Regions from separate parts of the Homo sapiens genome. Here region 2 is linked to region 1. A link is an interaction called in ENCODE POLR2A ChIA-PET data of the cell type or tissue named here. Cell type or tissue: Caco-2. All regions are shown on one strand. Each heading gives the region's core, and the rest is flanking DNA. Links, peaks and the distances in the headings are about the cores only. Region 1 overlaps CFAP251 (cilia and flagella associated protein 251). Region 2 overlaps VPS33A (VPS33A core subunit of CORVET and HOPS complexes).

Region 1 (4,390 bases), core at 240-4,239:
GCTGTCACTTATGTTGGCCAGGCTGGTCTCAAACTCTTGACCTCAGGTGATCCACCAGCTTTGGCCTCCCAAAGTGCTAGGAGCCCCTGCACCTGGCCACAATCCATTCTTTTAAGGAGCTCTAAGGTGTGTAGGGAGGCAGACCTATGAGTGCAGTGAGTGAAAGATGCACAGGAGATGAAACAGGGCCTCTTAACTCAGTTTGGAGGATGGCCAGGGAAAGCTTCCTGGAGGAGGTGTGTGCCACAGCTGAGGTGCTCGCCTTAGAATGGAGTCGGTATGATAATAGGAGTGTAGGCTTCCCACAGACTGCTCCCAGTAGGAGAACTTAGCTGTGGCCTAAGAATAGGTCACTGTCTGTAGCTAGTCAGCCTTTTGGAGACCACGAGTGCCACTTAGAAGAATGATTTTGCCATTGTGGGTCTGCTGGTAGGCCAAGAATAAACTTGAACACACCCACGTTTGTCCTGTTCTTTTCTTTTCTCTTTTCTTTTCTTTTTTCTTTTTTGAGACGGAGTCTCGCTCTGTCGCCCAGGCTGGAGTACAGTGGTGCAATCTTGGCTCACTGCAAGCTCCGCCTCCTGGGTTCATGCTATTCTCCTGCCTCAGCCTCCCGAGTAGCTGGGACTACAGGCGCCCGCCACCACGCCCAGCTAATTTTTTGTTTTTGTATTTTTAGTAGAGATGGGGTTTCACCATGTTAGCCAGGATGGTCTCGATCTCCTGACCTCGTGATCTGCCCGCCTCGGCCTCCCAAAGTGCTGGGATTACAGGCGTGAACCACCGTGCCTGGCTCTTTTCTTATCTTTTCCTTTTCCCCCTCCCCTCCCCTCTCCTCCCCTTCCTGTCCCTTCTTCTCTCCTCTCATCCCTCCTTCCTTTCTGGGGTCTCACTTTGTCACCTAGGCTGGAGTACAGTGACATGATCTTTCACAAGCAGCCTCAACCTCCCAGGCTCAAGCAATCCTCTCACCTCAGCCTCCTGAGTAGCTGGGGCTACAGGCATGTACCACCACGCCCAGCTAATTTTGTTCATTTTTGGTAGACATAAGGTGGCACTGTGTTGCCCAGGCTGGTCTTGAACTCCTGGGCTCAAGTGATCCTCCCCTCTTGGCCTCCCAAAGTGTTGGGATTACAGGGGTGAGCCATTATACCCCATCTTGTTTTGTTTTTTAAGTACAAAATGTTCCAGCCTCTTTTAAAAAACATTTCATAATTCCTAGGTGAGGCTAACACTAAGACTGGCTGACTGGGAATAGAAAAGGTGAATAAATGGTGAGTAGCAGCACATATGGAATCATGATATTTTATTTCTTTTTAAAGAAAACCCAAAGAGGTAGCAAGTCAAAGCTTTCCTTACAATTGGAGGATGCAGAAACAGATGAGCTTTTAAGAGACCTGAGCACACAAATTGAATTTCTTGATTTGGATCAAATCAGTCCTGAGGAACAACAGATTAGTTCCCCTGAAAGGCAGCCCTCAGGAGAGCTTGAGGAGAAAACCGACCGGATGCCCCAAGATGAACTGGGACAAGAAAGAAGGGACTTGGAGCCAGAAAACAGAGAGGAGGGACAAGAAAGGAGAGTATCCGACATCCAGTCCAAAGCAGGGATCTCCCGGGAGTCACTGGTGTCCAGCACCACAGAGGACATTCTGTTTCAAAAGGATAAAAGCACCCCGGTGTATCCCTTGGTAAGTGTAATGCTTTTAAATCTCCCCCAGTGCTTTTGAGAGTGTTGCGCAATAGGGGAATTTTATGCATGTTGGGGGAAAAAGAATACCACCAGAAGGATACTTTTTAAACTAATAATAGACTTGTGTTTTTTTTTTTAAGACAGTCTTGCTTTGTCGCCCAGGCTGGAGTGCAGTGGCACGATCTTGGCTCACTGCAGCCTCCACCTCCCAGGTTCAAGCAATTCTTGTGCCTCAGTCTCCCGAGTAGCTAGGATTACAGGCATGAGCCACCACGCCTGGCTAATTTTTGTATTTTTAGTAGAGATGGCGTCTCGCCACGCCATGTTGGCCAGGTTGGTCTTGAACTCCTGACCTCAGATCATCCACCTGCTTCGGTCTCCCAAAGTGCTGGGATTACAGGCGTGAGCCACCACGCCCGGCCTAGACTTGTGTCTTTTTTTTTTTTTTTTTTTTTTGGAGACACAGTTTCACTCTTTTTGCCCAGGCTGGAGTGCAATGGCACGATCTTGGCTCACTGCAACCTCCGCCTCCCGGGTTCAAGCGATTCTCCTGCCTCAGCCTCCCAAGTAGCTGGGATTACAGGCGCCTGCCACCATGCCTGGCTTTTTTTGTATTTTTAGTAGAGATGGGATTTCACCATGTTGGCCAGGGTGATCTCGATCTCTGGACCTCGTGATCCGCCCACCTCGGCCTCCCAAAGTGCTGGGATTACAGGCGTGAGCCACCACGCCCGGCCTAGACTTGTGTCTTTTAAAGTTCGGTTAAGAGCTCCGACTGGAACACGTGTGACTGAACATGAACTTGAGAGCGGCATCTGCGTTCAATGGTGTTGCTCAGCAGGCAGGAAATTCCAGACATAGTTTGTCTGTTGCATAGGGTGCTATTTCACGTGGGAGATCCAAACTCCATTCCGCCCCTTTCCCCAGCTTCCTCCTCCCCCTTTCCTTCCCGCTTCCTCTCCCTCTTCTTCCCTTCCCTCTTCTTCCCCTCCCCTCTCCTTTCCCTTTTCTCTCTTCCCTCCTGTCTCCTCTCCTTTTTTCTCTCACATTGTAAAACTCCTCCTTCATGCTGCCAATTCCACCCCTTCCCCTTCTTGCCTCACCTCTTCTGCCTTTATCTTTACATGACCCCAAAACCATCCATTCCAAGAGGGTCCCAGAGTGGAAGGTAATGGAGGAGTGAAAGCCGCAGTGAAAAGCCCCAGGCAGTCCAGAGGAATCTGCCTTTGCCACTGCTGAAAATATTCCAGGGAGGCACCATCTGCGAGGAGTAAAAATATTATCATTTACCAGGAGAAGGAAAAGGAGGAGTTTTTTCCTTCTTCCTCCATCTGCTACTTTCTGAAAATTGTTTCCTAGGATTCATCCTTCCTGTAGATTCATGCCTTTGGAAGATGTGGAAGCGATTGAATGGATATCAAATACTTAATGTAGTTCCTAAGACATAGTGAGTACTCAGTAAGTGTCCGCAACTGTGTGTCATGACGATGACGGTGGCAAGACGTCTGGAGGGAAATGCAGGCAACTGGAAACCTCCTTTCTGCATATGGGCTTCATTTGAGCCCCGTGTGACAGCCTCTCTCCCACAGCTTGCAACTGTTCACTCCGAGAGAAAGAATAATTGAGCTTTAGGGCTCACAAAGACTCTTGTCTTGTTTAGCCAGCAAACATAAATCAGGCAATGTCTCTAAGAAGGTGTATTCTTTGTGTCAGGGGCACAGCTATCTGGACTTGGCAAGAGCCACTCCCCCAAGTTTTGGGTCTCGCTTAGCCTTGGTCTCACTGCGGAACCAAAACGGCAGAACCAAAAATTTTCTAGACTGTCTTCCTTTACAAATTACTTTAGCTTTTATTTATTTATTTATTTTTTGAGGTGGAGTCTTGCTCTGTCACCTAGGCTGGAGTGCAGTGGCGTGATCTTGGATCACTGCAACCTCCACCTCCTGGGTTCAAGTGATTCTCCTGCCTCAGCCTCCCGAGTAGCTGGGACTACAGGCATGCACCACCACGCCCAGCTAATTTTTTGTAATTTTTTTTTTTTTTTTTTTTTTTTTAGTAGAGACGGAGTTTCACCGTGTTAGCCCGGATGGTCTTGATCTCCTGACCATGCAATCTGCCCGCCTAGGCCTCCCAGAGTGCTGGGATTACAGGCGTGAGCCACCATGCCCGGCCTTTTTTAAGAGACAGAGCCCTGCTGTGTTGCCCAGGCTGGACTAGAACTCAATCCTCCCACTTCAGCCTCCTGACATTTCTTTAGCTTATTGCATGTATCTTCTTTCTTCTTTCTTTTTCCTTCACTTTCTTTTTCTTTCTCTCTTTCTCCTTTATTATTTTTTTCTTTTTGTTTATTTTGAGACAGGCTCTCACTCTATCACCCAGACTGGAGTGCAGTGGTGCGATCATGGTTCACTGCAACCTCCGTCTCCTGGGTTCAATGGATCTTCCCACCTCAGCCTCCCCAGTATCTGGGACTACAGGTGTGTATCACCACACCCAGCTAATTTTAAAAATCTTTTTTAGAGATGGGGTCTCACTATGTCTCTCAGGCTGGCCTTGAACTCCTAAGCTCAAGCAATCCTCCCGCCTCGGCCTCCCAAAGTGTTGAGATTATAGGTGTGAGCTACCGTACCCGGCCTCAATTTTTTCTTTTTGTTAAAACTATTCAGTGTTGGCCGGGCGCGGTGGCTCACACCTGTA
Region 2 (4,390 bases), core at 107-4,106, 340 kb after region 1:
ACTAGCCAGGCGTGGTGGTGCATGCTTGTAATCCCATCTACTCAGGAAGCTGAGGCGGGAGAATTGCTTGAGCCTGGGAGGCCGAGGTTGCAGTGTGCCAAGATCGAGATCGCACCACTGTACTCCAGGCTGGGTGACAAAGTGACAATCCATCTCAAAAAAAAAAAAAAAAAAAAAGACAGAATAATAAGTCTGTCCATGTGGATATACAACTGGAACCCTCCCACACTGCTGCTGGGAGTACAAACGGTACAGCTTCAGTGCAAAAGAGTTTGGCAGCTCCTCCAAATGTTAAATGCAGAGTTACCACAACTCAGCAATTCTACTCCTAGGGGTGTGTGTGTGTGTATGTATGTGTGTATGTATGTATGTATGTATGTATGTATGTATGTATGTATGTATTTTTGAGACAGAGTTTCACTCTTGTTGCCCAGGCTGGAGTGCAATGGCGTGATCTCAGCTCACTGTAACCTCCACCTCCCAGGTTCAAGCAATTCTCCCGCCTCAGCCTCCCAAGTAGCTGGGATTACAGGCATGCGCCATCATGCCTGGCTAATTTTGTATTTTTAGTAGAGACGGGATTTCTCCATGTTGGTCAGGCTGGTCTTGAACTCCCAACCTCAAGTGATCCATCCACCTCAGCCTCCCAAAGTGCTAGGATCACAGGCGTGAGCCACCACGCCCAGTCTCTACTCCTAGGTATATCTAAGAGAAATGAAACCATACATCCACATAAAAACTTTTCACAATATTCACAGTATCGTGACAGCCAAAAAGTGGAAACAACCCATCAGGTGTCCATCAGCTGATGAATGATAATATCATTACAATGGAATACTATTCAGCAATAAGAAGGAATGAAGGCCTCGCGCAGGCTTCAACCTGGGTGAACCCTCAAAACATTACACTAAGTGAAGATGCCAGACACAAAGGACCATTTATGTATTATAGAATTTCATTTCTAAAAAATCTCCAGAATAAGTTCAAAACCAGCCTGGACAACATAATAAGACGCTGTCTCTCCAAAAAATAAAAATAGAAAAAAAAAGAAATTAAAAAAAAATTAGCCAGGTGTGGCGGCACATGCCTGTAGTTCCAGCTACTCAAAAGGCTGAGGCTGAAAATTCGTTCAAGCCTAGGAGGTCAAGGCTGCAGTGAGGTATTATCACGTCACTGCACTCCAACCTGGGCAAAAGAGTGAGACTCTATCTCAAAAAAAGAAGAAAAGGAAAACTCCAGAATAAGCGAATTCATACAGACTGAACTAGATTAGTGGCTGCCAGAGGCTGAGGGAAGGAAAGATAGCGACAGACTGCTACTGGGCATGGGGATTCTTTTCGGAATAGTTAAAATGTGCCATACTTAGAGAGTGGAGATAGTTGCACAACTTTGTAAATACACTAAAAACCACTGAATTTTGCACCTTAAAGGAGAGAATTTCATGGCATTGTGAGTTTTTTTTTTTGTTTTTTGTTTTTTGTTTTTTTGAGATAGAGTCTCCCTCTGTCGCCCAAGCTGGAGTGCAGTGGCGCAATCTCGGCTTACTGCAACCTCCACCTCCCGGGTTCAAGTGATTCTCCTGCCTCAGCCTCCTGAATAGCTGGGACCACAGGGACCCACCACCACACCCGGTTAATTTTGTATTTCTAGTAGAGACGGGGTTTCCCCATGTTTCCCAGGCTGGTCTCAAACTCCTGATCTCAGGTGATCCACCCGCCTCAGCCTCCTAAAGTGCTAGGATTACAGGCATGAGCCACTTACCTCAGCCAGTATTGTGAGTTATAATAAATAAAGCTAATATTTTAAAATTTTAAAATTTAACTACTTTTAATGGGAAGTGTCTACATGATAAAAGACATTATACACAAAGTTAAGCCAGGCGCGGTGGCTCACGCCTGTAATCCCAGCAGTTTGGGAGGCGGAGGCGGGCGGATCATGAAGCGGATCCTGGCCAAGCAACATGGTGAAACCTTGTCTCTACTAAAAATACAAAAATCAGCTAAGCATAGTGGCGCACACTTGTAATCCCAGCTACTCAGGAGGCTGAGGCAGAAGAATCCCTTGAACCCAAGAGGCGGAGGCTGCAGTGAGCTGAGATCGCGCCACTGCGCTCCAGCCCGGGCGACAGAGCGAGACTCCGTCTCAAAAAAACAAAACAAAACAAAAAAACAAAGTTAAAAGACAAGTCACAGACTGGGAAGATACTTGCAGCTTTTATAATCCATAATGATCAACATCCAGAATATACAAAGAATTACTCAAAAAGAAAAAACGGGCAAAGAAAATGAACAATTTGTTGAACAGAAAATCTTAAACATCAATAAACATATAAAATGGGACTCAGCTTCACAGTAATCAGTACTGTGGTATGCTCACACTCATAAACTGGGCAAAAATTAATGCCTGAAGTTAAGGAAATGCCAAACTTACTTTGAATGCACCCTCTGATTCCATGGATAAGAGATCCCCATCGAATGGAATGAGATCTAAGCTGTACTCCTCCCTGTGAATAAAGGATCCCAAGACACCCAGATCCTTCAACCGCTGTTCGCACAACAGGCTACGGCGTGGCACAAACAGAATATGAAAATCTCTCGTTGGGCCTCGTCTATCTTCACTGCAAAGGAAGCAACATTTGTTAGCTTATGAGCTCCTAAGAGTCATGGACCATTTTGCTTTTTTTATCCCCACTGCCTGGCACATAGCAGGCACTAAATAAATGCTGGCTAGATAAATCATATAAATACTGACTCTCAGGCCGGGTGCAGTGGCTCACACCTGTAATCTCAGCACTTTGGGAGGCCAAGGCGGGCGGATCAGTTGAGGTCAGGAGTTCGAGACCAGTCTGGTCAAGGTGGCAAAACCCCGTCTCTATAAAATATACAAAAATGGCTGGGCGCAGTGGCTCATGCCTGTAATCCCAGCACTTTGGGAGGCCGAGGCGAGCGGATCACGAGAACAGGAGGTGGAGACCAACCTGGCCAACACGAAGAAACCACGACTCTACTAAAAATACAAAAAATTAGCCGGGCATGGTGGCAGGCACCTGTAATCCCAGCTACTTGGGAGGCTGAGGCAGGAGAATCGCTTGAAACCGGGAGGCAGAGGTTGCAGTGAGCCGAGACCACGCCACTGCATTCCAGCCTGGGCAACACAGCGAGACTCCATCTCAAAATAAATAAATAAAAACTAAAACAAAAATATACAAAAATCAGCTGGGCATGGTGGTGTGTGCCTGTAATCTCAGCTACTTGGGAGGCTAAAGCAGGGGAATTGCTTGAACCCTGGAGGCAGAGGTTGCAGTGAGCAGAGATTCCACCACTGCACTCCAGCCTGGGCAACAGAGTGAGACTGTGTCTCAAAAAAATAACCAAAAACTGACTCAGACCCAACGTGTTACAGCTGTACCCACTCTCTCTCTCTTTCTTCCCCCTGACAGGAAAGCATCACTGAGTCCTGGCGAGTACATTTTAGCATTCTCTTAAACCATTTATGGGGCATTGAAGCTCTCAGGTTGATTGAAATAGGATATCTGTGTCTCAATAAAAACAAATGGTTCTTCAACCAAAGCAATGCAGCCACAAAGAGTCTTAAATTAAAATGAAAGATCACTTTTGACTCCCACTCCTACTCTCCTTGACAGAGAACTTCCAAAAATAGCCCATATGCTTTTAAGATTTTAGGGGCTGCAACAATCAATTGTACCACAGAGTGCAGACTCGGCTGGGAGCACTTCCTCTATAGACTGGATGCTATATTAAAATTTAATCAGCTTTTTTTTTTTTTTTGCTTATGAAATTCAAGTACATGCAGTATATTTAAAAATAACTGCTGGAGGTTTATTTTTTTAAACTAGGGCCCTTTTTACTGACACAGGTTTAAGCTTTTGGCTATCTTTAAAGAATGGGTAGCTTTTGGCTATCTTGAAAGAATGGGTAGATAGGATGATCCTCCTCTCCAACTGCTGACAACAACTTCCTAAGTTTCTCATCCTCTCTATTTTTAATTTTTGGGGGGTACATAGCAGGCGCATGTATTTATGGGGTCCATGAGATGTTTTGATGTGGGCATGCAATGTGAAATAAGCACATCACGGAGAATGGGGGGACACATCCTCTCAAGCACTTACTCTTTGAGTTACAAAACAATCCAATTACACTCTTTTTTTTTTTTTTTTTTTGAGACGGAGTCTCCCTCTGTTGCCCAGGCTGGAGTGCAGTGGCGCGATCTCAGCTCACTGCAACCTCTGCCTCCCGGGTTCAACAGACTATCATGCCTCAGTCTCCCGAGTAGCTGGGACTACAGGCACAGGCCACCAAACCTGGCTAATTTTTGTATTTTTAGTAGAGACGGGGTTTCACTATGTTGGCCAGGCTGGTCTCGAACCCCT

The links. ChIA-PET counts read pairs that join two places held together with the same protein. Peaks named below come from ENCODE experiments on the same cell type or tissue, not always from the same donor. Only the 100,000 strongest peaks of a DNase experiment are listed, where the experiment ranks them.
Region 2: POLR2A ChIA-PET joins it to region 1 with 7 read pairs; 3 of 35 experiments call an interaction of 5 or more read pairs at or near these places.

The regions. Positions count from the first base shown.
Region 1 is chr12:121,922,300-121,926,689 of GRCh38, forward strand. CFAP251 (cilia and flagella associated protein 251) reads left to right here. Exons shown (of 22, transcript NM_144668.6): 3 at 1,323-1,691. Among named protein-coding and RNA genes, the nearest start is that of CFAP251, 5.9 kb to the left of the region's middle. RefSeq lists enhancers at 2,183-2,861, 2,424-2,718. In Caco-2, for the core only: no CTCF peak of the experiment used is centred there; a DNase peak (open chromatin) is centred at 2,516.
Region 2 is chr12:122,258,831-122,263,220 of GRCh38, forward strand. It overlaps VPS33A (VPS33A core subunit of CORVET and HOPS complexes), which reads right to left. Exons shown (of 13, transcript NM_022916.6): 4 at 2,431-2,617. Among named protein-coding and RNA genes, the nearest start is that of VPS33A, 5.5 kb to the right of the region's middle. In Caco-2, for the core only: no CTCF peak of the experiment used is centred there; no DNase peak of the experiment used is centred there.